2 separate regions of the Homo sapiens genome follow, and region 2 is linked to region 1. The links are chromatin contacts, found by Hi-C or POLR2A ChIA-PET in ENCODE. All regions are on one chromosome and are shown on one strand. The core of a region is the stretch at or near the end of the contact, and the rest is flanking DNA. Distances in the headings are between cores, read along the strand shown.

Region 1 (5,297 bases), core at 210-2,709:
TGTTGATGGAATGTAAAATAGGCAGGGCATGAAGTGGTATGAAGATGAAGAGGTAGGCAGATCCACGTCATATAGATCGGGGTCCCCAACCCCTGGGCTGCGGACTGGTACCAGTCCATGGCCTATTAGGAACACGGCCACACAGCAAATGAGTGGCAGCATTAGATTCTCATAGGAGCATGAACCCTATTGTGAACTGTGCATGCAAGGGATCTAGGTAGGCTGTGCTGTCCTATGACAAGCTAATACCTGATGATCTGAGGTGGAACAGTTTCATCTCAACCATCTGCTCCCCCCGCAACCCCTACACCAGTCAGTGGAAAAACTGTCTTCCAGAAAACTGGTCCCTTGTGCCAGAAAGGCTGGGGACCACTGATATGGATGGCCCCTTATGGCATGTTGAAATATAAGTGGTATAGCATCAACTCTTCTGATTACAGAAAATTGTCTCTGTGTATTTAAAGAAAACACATTAGTCCTCAGTTAACCATTTTATAACATATTAGTATAACTATATTATATATAACTATATATTTGTGTAGTGCTAAATAATTTGGCAAACAGCAGTTTACAAGCTTTTGAATTCATCATTAATTTAATCTTGTCTATAGTTCTGATATATGGTTGTATTATTACCAAGTTACACATGAGGAAATTCATGTGCAAAGAGGTTTTTTTTTTTTTTTTTTAATTTGTTCAAAGACAAATAGCTAGTAAGTGGGACTATTCAAATGAGTGTCTTGGTCTTGGGACTCAGTAAGTCCAAAATTCTTTTTCATTCTGCTGCACTCATAGAAAATGAATGTACAGGGGTAAAAACTCACGCATACTCAGGTACCAAGGGATGCTTTCCTTTGGATTTGAGTTTTTGGGATAGCATCTTCCCATCACAGTTGAGTGAGGTTCTTTTTTAAATTTTGCATTGAGTGTGGATGCTTTGGCAATGACACTTCATTCCTGATGGTTTAATGCAATTAGCAACATGCCTATCTTGTAGTTTGTTTTGTTTTTTTTTTTGCCTTTATTAATAAGCAATCACTCTGGCTGAGAGAAAATCCTTTTTCAGGAAGGATCTTCAGGGAACTATAGCTGTTCCTGTAATTCACATAAGATTCATTTTAGGTCACTGGCCACAGGTGCATGTCATTCTTAAGGCATCATATCCTTAGAGCGTTGCTCTTCCTGTTAAGTATAGTAATAGTCAAAGGATAGGCATTAAGAAAGTACTTCAACCATTAGATTCATTTATGAATGCTAAGATATTCAGTATCTCAGTGACACCTGAAGTAGTTTCCAGCATTTCTGTTCTGTGAGGTGAAGGAAGGGTGAGTTATTGCTTCAGTGCTACTAAACACTTAAAAATCCCTGTAAAAGCTGGTAGAAGGATTGGTAGCTTTGTGACTAACTCCTCTGGACTGAGGAAGATGATGTTGCCTTTCCTGGTTCTGACTTGACATCTTGTTGCTCTGCTTTGTGGTGGGGTAGTATTGCTTTCATTTCACCCACAATTTCCTCTTTTCGGGTGGAGGAAGCTGACATGTGACCCCAGGAAGGAAAGGGAAGTAAAGAGAAAATTAAGAAAAGTAAAGTCTCACATCAGCAGTAACAATTGTTTTATTGTATGTGATTGTTCTTTATTAAAAATCTGGGAAACTGAAAGGTTCATAATAACTGTCTTGGCATAATTGATACTGTTGAATGCATACATGTTCTCCATTCATCTTTAAGAGATGTTATGAGACTTTGATTTAAAAGGGGGAGATCTTCATTTTTCTGGCCTTTTCCTGGTTCCTTTCTCATAATAGTCCAGGTAGATTGAAACACCACATTTCACAAGGCTTCAAATAAATTATTTTGATGTTATACATACTCTTAATATTAAGTTTGAAATCCTAATAGCATTTTACCTATAATATTATACTTTAATGGAGATTTAAAAAATTTAGAGAAACATATTGAGTAGGAAATAAAAGTGAAATCAAAGTATTGTTACTGAATCACTAACTTTAGAAGTTATCTGATGTGTTGCCTTCATTTCTGAGATTGAAACTATGATCTAAAGAGATTTTCAGTTCATGACATGTGTTGTATGTGTGTGTTGGGAGGTCTCCAAGACCACCCACAGGTTCACTGATTTGCTAGGGGGACTTAAAGGACTCAATACGTAGTTGTATTCTGTGCTGTGATTTATTACAGTGAAAAGACACCGAGCAAAATCAGTAGAGGGAGAAGGTGTGTGGGACAAAGTCTGGGGAAAACCCATCACAAGCTTCTGAAGTCCTCTCTCAGTGGAGGCACACAAGGTGTGCTTAATACCCTAGCGAGGAGTTGTGACAACGTATGAAATGTTCTCAACCAGGGAAACTCGTTAGAGACTTAGTGATTGGGGTTTATATTAGCTGATCACATAGGCACCCTCTACCTAGCATGTGCTAGAATTTCAGATTCCCCGCAGGAAAGCAGATGTTTGGCATAATTATATTGTTTCTGTAGTTTAGGTACAGTGAACAACTCATCAGTTAAGGAGGGTGGGAACCCTCCTAACATCCAAGTTTCTAGGCACCAGCCAAGGGCAAGCCTTGGAAGCAGGCCTTTTTAAGGATAGACATCTTCTCCCACTGATGTGTTAGAAAGAAAGAAAAGGATAGACAGGCCTGCTGTGTCAACTCTTTGCTGTGTATGTGTACGTGTACATGTGTGCACTTGTGCATATGCATGCATGCAACATTTAGCATAGAGTGTGCTTTTCATTAAACGTTAGCTGTTTTTACTTATTTATTATGGGGATTCTTCATTGGTTACTACTACTGTTACTTTTAATTGTGCTCTTCCGCATTCCTATGAGGTAGCTTGGCCGGTATTTTGATCCCCATTTGATAGACAGGAAGACTAAGGCAAAGAGAAGCTTCAACATGTATTTTTATATATATATATATGATATATATATATGATATATATATGATATATATATATGATATATATATGTTATATATATTATATATATGTTATATATGTTAGATATATATGTTATATATATTAGATATATATATGTTATATATATTAGAGATATATATATATGTTATATATATTATATATAAAATTTCCCAAGGCTCCATCATTCAAGTTTTGACATTTCTAAATACTCTCGCTTAATTGACAGAGCAGGTATCTGAACCTAATGTTACGTTCTTTTTGCAAGCCCACAAAAAAAAAGTGAGGATTTTTTTTTTCCTTCTTAGCATTTTTAGAGGGTACAGCTAAGATAGAACGTAGGATTAAATGTTTAAGTTAATATCACTTTGGACCAATTCACAACCTTTTATGCTTAACTGTTTTAGTATTCAAGAAGTACTTTACTTTCTATGTAATTTTTGAGCTTTTGGGCACGGTGTCATTTAATATAGCACAGTCCTGTTGGGGCAAAAAATGATCCTTAAAGCATTAAACATTGTTCATCTTAATCCAACTAAACTGATTAATATCAGTACTAATTTTGGTGACTGTAAATTAGTACCCTACCTCTACCCCTGCACATCACCTTTTGCAGTCAAACAAGCCAGAGGCATAGTAAGATTTCAGTCATTATGCTGAGTTCCTCCTTGGTCTTATATGAACTTTGAGATTTCTTAATATCCCAAAGTGAATTTAACTTTTCATGTAATATATGTATCAAAGTAGTTGGAACATTATCTTTGTTTTCTTTTCTTTTTTTTTTTTTTTTTTGAGACAGAGTCTTGTTCTGTCCCCAGGCTGGAGTGCAGTGGCACGATCTCAGCTCACTGCAAGCTCTGCCTCCCAGGTTCACACCATTCTCCTGTCTCAGCCTCCCAAGTAGCTGGGACTACAGGCACCTGTCACCACACCTGGCTAATTTTTGTATTTTTAGGAGAGACGGGGTTTCACCATGTTAGCCAGGATGGTCTTGATCTCCTGACCTTGTGATCTGCCTGTCTTGGCCTCCCAAAGTGCTGGGATTACAGGCGTGAGCCACTGTGCCTGGCCTGTTTCTTTTTTTTTTTTTTTTTTAAGAGTTGAAGTCTTGCTCTGTTGCCTAGGCACAATCATGGCTCAGTACAGCCTCAAACTCCTGGGCTCGAGCAGTCCTTCTGCCACAGCCTCCTGAGTAGCTGGGACTATAGGTGTGCACCATCATGCCCTGCTAATTGTTGGGGGGTTTTTTTGTTTAATTTTTGTTTGTTTGTTTTTTGCAGAGATGAGGTCTGTCTGTGTTGCTCAGGCTGGTCTCGAACATTTGACCTCAAGAGATCCTCTCACCTTAGCCTCCCAAATTGCTGGAATTATAGGCATGAGCCACCACTCCTGGAGATTATCTTTGTTTCTTATAGATTGTACCTGCAAGTAAATTGAACCAAACCACAATTTAAAGAATGCTGTCCCACCAGTACCAGAGACAATTTTATACTCAGTAAATTCTGCTGCATGCCACTCTACTGGCTAAAATAGTTTGCAAAGTGTTTTTACTCATATTGCACTCATCTGATCCTTATAATAACCTGTGATGATGGGTATTCTGATTTTACAGAAGAGGAAGTTGAGACTGACTTATCCAAGGCTCTCAACCTTCTAAGTTGGGGATCAGGCTTACTGTGTAAAAAATGAAAATGTTAAGCTCTTGAAACATTTTGTACTAAATATCAGTGAAGTATTTTGGAGAAAGCAAATTCTCCAACAGTAAGTGAAAATTACCATTTCTACCAGGCTATTGCTAAAATATTTTTGGTTTCTTGTGTTGGATAGTATACTTATTTATAAGCCTGAATAAGATTATGCTCCTTATGTTGCTTCTCAAATAAAAATAAAGATTTAGAATTTTTAAAAAGCAGATCTGAGAAGAATCTTATGCATTCTACCAGAAGAAAATATGATGGAATTTGTTATTGTATCTTGGCCTAAAGGAAAGTCTTTCCAAACATAATAAAAAACGCAGAAGCCATAAAAGAAAAGTTTGATTAATATAACTACATAAAAATAACCACTATAAACAAAGTCAACACAATTGATACACCGGGAAGAGTATTGCTAGTCATGTAACATAAAGCTAATTTTTCTTAACAAATCAAGAAGAAAAAGTTAATACAAGTAGGAGTAAGGAAATGCATATGCATTTCATATCAAAGGAAATGCAAATTACTCTTAACCATATAAAAACACTCAATTTCACTCATAAAATATAAGCATATAAAATGCAAAATTTCATCTGTTAGATTAGCAAAGCGAAAAGGTTTCAGCACTCATGGTGTTGGAAAAGATGTGAGTAGATCGGCTTCTTGGGAGGC
Region 2 (5,507 bases), core at 1,763-4,262, 270 kb after region 1:
AAAGAAGTAAAAACTAAAAGTCAGAAATGAAATCCGCAGGCAGATAGCCCGATGCAAGCCCTGGGCCTGGTAGTTAAAAATCAACCCCTGACCTAACTGCTTGTGTTATCTATAGATTCCAGACATTGCATGGAAAAGCATTGTGAAAATCTCTGTCCTGTTCTGTTCCATTCTAATTACTGGTGCATGCAGCCCCCAGTCACGTACCCCGTGCTGGCTCAATCGATCACAACCCTCTCACATGGACCCCCTTAGAGTTGTAAGCCCTTAAATGGGACAGGAATTGCTCACTTGGGGAGCTCAGCTTTTGAGATGCAAGTCTGCTGAAGCTCCCAGCCGAATAAAGCTCCTTCGTTCTTTAACCCTGTGTCTAAGGAATTTTGTCTGCAGCTTGTCCTGCTACATCTCCAGTTCCATGAGATGTGACCTTAGATTATCTATTTGTGCTCTCTCAGACTTTTTGATGTGGGCATTTAATGGTATGAACTTTCCTCTTAACACTGCTTTTGCTGTACTCCAGAGGTTTTGATAGGTTATGTCACTGAGGCAGGAAAATAGGGTCTGGAGGTAGGGAACATAAGGCTGATTCACACTTCAGCTATGACAGGAAATATCCTCTCCATAGGGCGTATGCCATAAATGACTTTGTAACTTTACTTCATCCTCTCCATTTACATAGGGTGTACCCAAAGTAACCAATGGAATCCTCTAGCGGGTATTTAAACTCCCCAAAATTCTGTAACGGGGCCTTTGAGCTCCTATGCTTTGGCCCACTCCCACGCTGTGGAGTGTACTTTCATTTTTTCAATAAACCTGTTCATCCCTTCCCTGCTTTGTTTGTGTGTTTTGTCCAGTTCTTTGTTCAAGATGCCAAGAGCCTGGACACTCTCCACTGGTGAAATCACTATTATCATTCAGTTCAAAGAATTTTTAAATTTCCCTCTTGATTTCATTGTTGACCCAGTGATCATTCAAGAGCAGGTTATTTAATTTCTATGTATTTGCCTGGTTTTGAGGGTTCCTTTTGGAGTTGATTTCCAGTTCTAATCTACTGTGGTATGAGAGAGTACTTGATACAATTTCAGTTTTCTTAAATTTACTGAGACTTGTTTTGTGGCCTATCATATGGTCTGTCTTGGAGAATGTGCCATGTGCTGATGAATAGAATGTATATTCTGCAGTTGTTGAGTAGAATGTTCTGTAAATATCTGTTAAGTCCTTTTGTTGTAGAATATAGTTTAAGTCCATTGATTCTTTGTAGACTTTCTGTCTTGATGACCTGTCTAGTGCTGTCAGTGGAGTATTAAAGTCCGCCACTATTATTGTGTTGCTGCCTATCTCCTTAGGTCAAGTAGTAATTGTTTTATAAATTTGAGAGCTCCAGTGTTAGGTGCATCTATATTTAGAATTGTGATATTTTCCTGCTCGACTAGTCCTTTTATCATTATATGATGTCCCTCTTTGTCTTTTATAACTGTTGTTGCTTTAAAGTTTATTTTGTCTGATATAAGAATAGCTCCTCCTGCTCATTTTTAGTGTCCATTTGCATGGAATATCTTTTTCCACCCCTTTACCTTAAGTTTATGTGAATCCGTATGTGTTAGGTGAGTCTCCTGAAGACAGTAGAAACTTGATTGGTGAATTCTTATTCATTCTGCCATTCCGTATCTTTTAAGTGGGGCATTTAGGTCATACACATTCAATGTTAGTGTTGAGATATGAAGAGCTATTCTATTCATAATGCTATTTTTTTGCCTGAATACCTTGGGTTTTTTTTTTCATTGTGTTATTATTATATAGGTCCCATGAGATTTATGCTTTAAGGAGGTTCTGTTTTGGTGTATTTCATGGATTTGTTTCAAGATTTAGAGCTCCTTTTAGCAGTTCTTGTAGTGCTGGCTTGGTAGTGGCGAATTCTCTCAGCATTTGTTTGTCTGGAAAAGAATGTATCTTTCCTTCATGTATGAAGCTTAGTTTCACAAAATTATTGGCTGATACTTGTTTTGTTTAAGGAGGCTAAAAATAGGACCTCAATCCCTTCTAGCTTGTAGGGTTTCTGCTGTTAATCTGATAAGTTTTCCTTTATGGGTTACTTGATGCTTTTGCCTCACAGCTCTTAAGATTCTTTCCTTTGTCTTGACTTTAGATAACCTGATGACTATGTGCCTAGGCGATGATCTTTTTGTGATGAATTTCCCAGATGTTTTTTGAGCTTCTTGTATTTGAATGTCTAGATCTCTAGCAAGGCTGGAGAAGTTTTCCTCTATTATTTCCTCAAATATGTTTTCCATACTTTTAGATTTATCTTCTTCCTTGAGAACACCAATTATTCTTAGGTTTGGACATTTAACATAGTTTCAAACTCCTTGGAGGCTTTGTTCATTTTTAAAAATTCTTTTTTGTCTCTGATGGATTGGGCAGATTCAAAAGCCTTGTCTTTGAGCTCTGAATTTCTTTCTTCTGCTTGTTCAATTTTATTGCTGAGACTTTCCAGTGCATTTTGCATTTCTCTAAGTGTGTCCTTGATTTCCAGAAGTTGTGATTGTTTTTTATTTATGCTATCTATTTCACTGAAGAATGTTCCTTTCATATCCTGTATCATGTTTTTGATTTCTTTAAGTTGGACTTCACTTTACTCTGGTACCTCTGTAGCAGGATGATCCACAGACAAAACCTCTCAGACACCAAGTTGTAGAAGGAAGGGCTTTATTCAGCTGGGATCATCAGCCAGCTACTGTCTCAAAATCCGAGCTCCCCGAGTGCACAATTTCTGTCCCTTTTAAGGGCTCACAACACTAAAGATTTCACATGAAAGGGTCGTGATTGATTTGAGCAAGCAAGGGGTACGTGACAGGGGCTGCATGCACCGGTAGTCAGGGAGGAACAGAACAGGGCAGGGAGTTTCACAATGTTCTTCTATACAATGTAAGGAATCTATGAATAACATCTGCTTCTAAATCATAAGTTGATTTTTAACTACTGGGTTTAGGCCAGGTGGGCCCAGGCCTGGTTTCGGGCCTGGCGCCAGGCTGCCTGTCTTTGGTTTTACTTCCTTGTTGTTTTTACTGAATATGAAACAATATAAAACAATGTGAGAGGGTCTTTCTCTCCTCTCACCTCCTTGATTAACTTAATAATCGACCTTCTGAATTCTTTTTCTGGCAATTCAGAGATTTCATCTTGATTTGGATCCATTGCTGATGTGAAAGGAAAATAAATCTTGGGGCCCCTAAATCACTAAGCTAAAGAGAAAAGTCAAGCTGGGAAATGCTTGGGGCAAACCTGCCTTCCATTCTATTCAAAGTCACCCCTCTGCTCACTGACATGGATGCATATCTGATTGCTTCCTTCGAAGAGGCTGATTAGAAACTCGTAAGAATGCAACTGTTCCTCTCACCTGTCTGTGACCTGGAAGTCCCCTCCCCACTTTGAGTCTTCCTACCTTTGCTTCAAGTTGTCCTGCCTTTCCAGACTGAACCAATGTACTTCTTATGTATATTGATTAATGTCTCATGTCTCCCTAAAATGTATAAAACTAAGCTGTGCCCTGACCACCTTGGGCTCATGTCGTCAGAACTTGCTAAGGCTGTGTCACGGGTGCATCGTCAACCTTGGCAAAATAAACTTTCTAAATTGAGACCTATTTCAGATTTTCTGGGTTCACACTGGTAAGCTGGTATGATCTTTTGGGGGTGTTAAAGAACCTTGCTTTGTCATATTATCAGAATTGTTTTTCTGATTCCTTCTCATTTGGGTAGACTGTCAGAGGGAAGATTTGGGATTCAAGGGCTGCTGTTCAAATTCTTTTGTCCCACCGGGTGCTCCCTTGATGTGGTGTTCTCCCCCTTCCCCTAGGAATGGGGCTTCCTGAGAGCTGAACTGTAGTGTCTGTTTTTGCTCTTCTGAGTCTAGCCACCCTGTGGAACTACTGGGCTCTGGGCTGGTACTAGGAGTGTCTGCAAAGAGTCCTGTGATGTGATCTATCTTGAGGTCTTAGAGCCATGGCTACCAGCACCTGCTCTGGTGGAGGTAGCGGGAGAGTGAAGTGGACTCTGTGAGGATCCTTGGTTGTGTTTTTGTTTGGTGCACCGGTTTTGTGTTGGTTGGCCTCCAGTCGGGAGGTGGCACTTGCAAGATCACATTGGCTGTGGTTTTATAGGAAGGATGCAAACCTGGTTAAGTATTCTGGTTTCTCAGGCGGTGGGCAGGGCCATAGAGATCCCAAGAGATTATAACTTTTGTCTTCAGCTAGCAGGGCAGGTAGAGAAAGACCACCAGGTGGGAGCAGGGATAGGTGTGTCTGAGCTCAGCCTCTCATTTGGCGGGGCTTGCTGTGGCTCCTGTGTCAGGGGGTGTGGTTCCCAGTCCAATGGAGTTATATTCCCAAGGGGATTATGGCTGCCTCTTCTGAGTCACCAAGGAAGTGGGGAAAGTTGGCAGTCTAAGGCCTCACCTTGCTCCCATGCAGCCCGCAGTGCTAAAGGCCAGCGTCACTCCCACTGTGCCCCCACAACAGTACCACGTCTATTTCCAGGCAGCCAGTGACCTGGGCTGAGAACTTGCTCCAGACCACGAGCCTTCCTGTTGAGAAACCAAGCAGACTCACAGTTTTTTGGCATCTCAGGGAGCCTGGATTGGTGATCCAGTTCCTTCAAAGGCTCTGTAGATTCTCTTGGCTTTCCTGGTATGTTCTTGTGGTAGTTCTTGGAGCAAAAGTCTCCACATGCTATTCTATCCATCCGAGTGGGAGCTGCATGCTAGTCCTGCCTCCTATCTGCCATCTTTCCCCACATGAGATATATTTTGATATACTTTCACATTCAAGGTATTTGTCTTTGGATCTAAAATGAGTCTTTTATAGATAGTATATAGCTGGATAATACTTTTTAAAAAATACATTCTTCTAATCTCTGCTTTTTAACTGGAGAATATAATCCATTTTCTTTTAAAGAAATTACTGGTAAAGAAGGGCTTGTTTCTGCCATTTTGCTACTTGTTTTTTATGTCGTATCTTTTTTTGTTCCTTAATTCCTTTACTACTGCCTTCTTTTGTGTTTAGTTGATTTTCTTGTAGTGTGCCATTTTGATTCCCTCCTCATTTTTTTTTCTGGATATCTTAAAGATACTTTCTTAATGGTTACCCTAAGAATTACAACTAACATTCTAAATTCATAATAATCTAGTTTGAATTGATACCTGCTTAGCTTCAATAGCATACAGAAACTCTGTGCCTGTACAGCTGTCTTCTCCTCCTTTATGTTATTGTCACAAATTACATCTTTAGAAATTGTGTTCCTGTTAACATAGATTAATAATTTTTCTTGTATTTATTTGTCTTTTAAATCATATAGGAAAAAGAAGTGATTTATATACCAAACATACAATAATACTAGATTTTTATATTTATCTGTGTAGTTATCTTTACCAGAGATCTTATCTTTTTTCTTTATATGGCATCAATTTATTGTTACTATCCTTTCATTTTAACTGAAAGAACTTTCCTTAGT

What was found. Hi-C counts contacts between places; a loop is a spot of excess contacts on that map. ChIA-PET counts read pairs that join two places held with the same protein, here RNA polymerase II (POLR2A). Pooled maps may share reads with other maps.
Region 2: a pooled map shows a loop between it and region 1 (4-fold over the local background). The contact joins two enhancer-like sites. A Hi-C loop is called at or near these places in 2 of 37 single-sample maps with no recorded cell type and 1 of 50 pooled maps. POLR2A ChIA-PET finds 5 or more read pairs at or near these places in 2 of 52 experiments (BJ and activated T-cell).

What each region holds. Positions count from the first base shown.
Region 1 is chr11:74,782,237-74,787,533 of GRCh38, forward strand. All of the region lies in intron 1 of RNF169 (ring finger protein 169), which reads left to right. Among named protein-coding and RNA genes, the nearest start is that of RNF169, 36 kb to the left of the region's middle. Within about 2 kb of position 1,460, at least 10 of the 41 ENCODE cell types and tissues checked have a DNase peak (open chromatin) inside an H3K27ac peak, as active enhancers do.
Region 2 is chr11:75,046,744-75,052,250 of GRCh38, forward strand. No RefSeq gene overlaps it. Among named protein-coding and RNA genes, the nearest start is that of OR2AT4, 47 kb to the right of the region's middle. Within about 2 kb of position 3,013, at least 3 of the 41 ENCODE cell types and tissues checked have a DNase peak (open chromatin) inside an H3K27ac peak, as active enhancers do.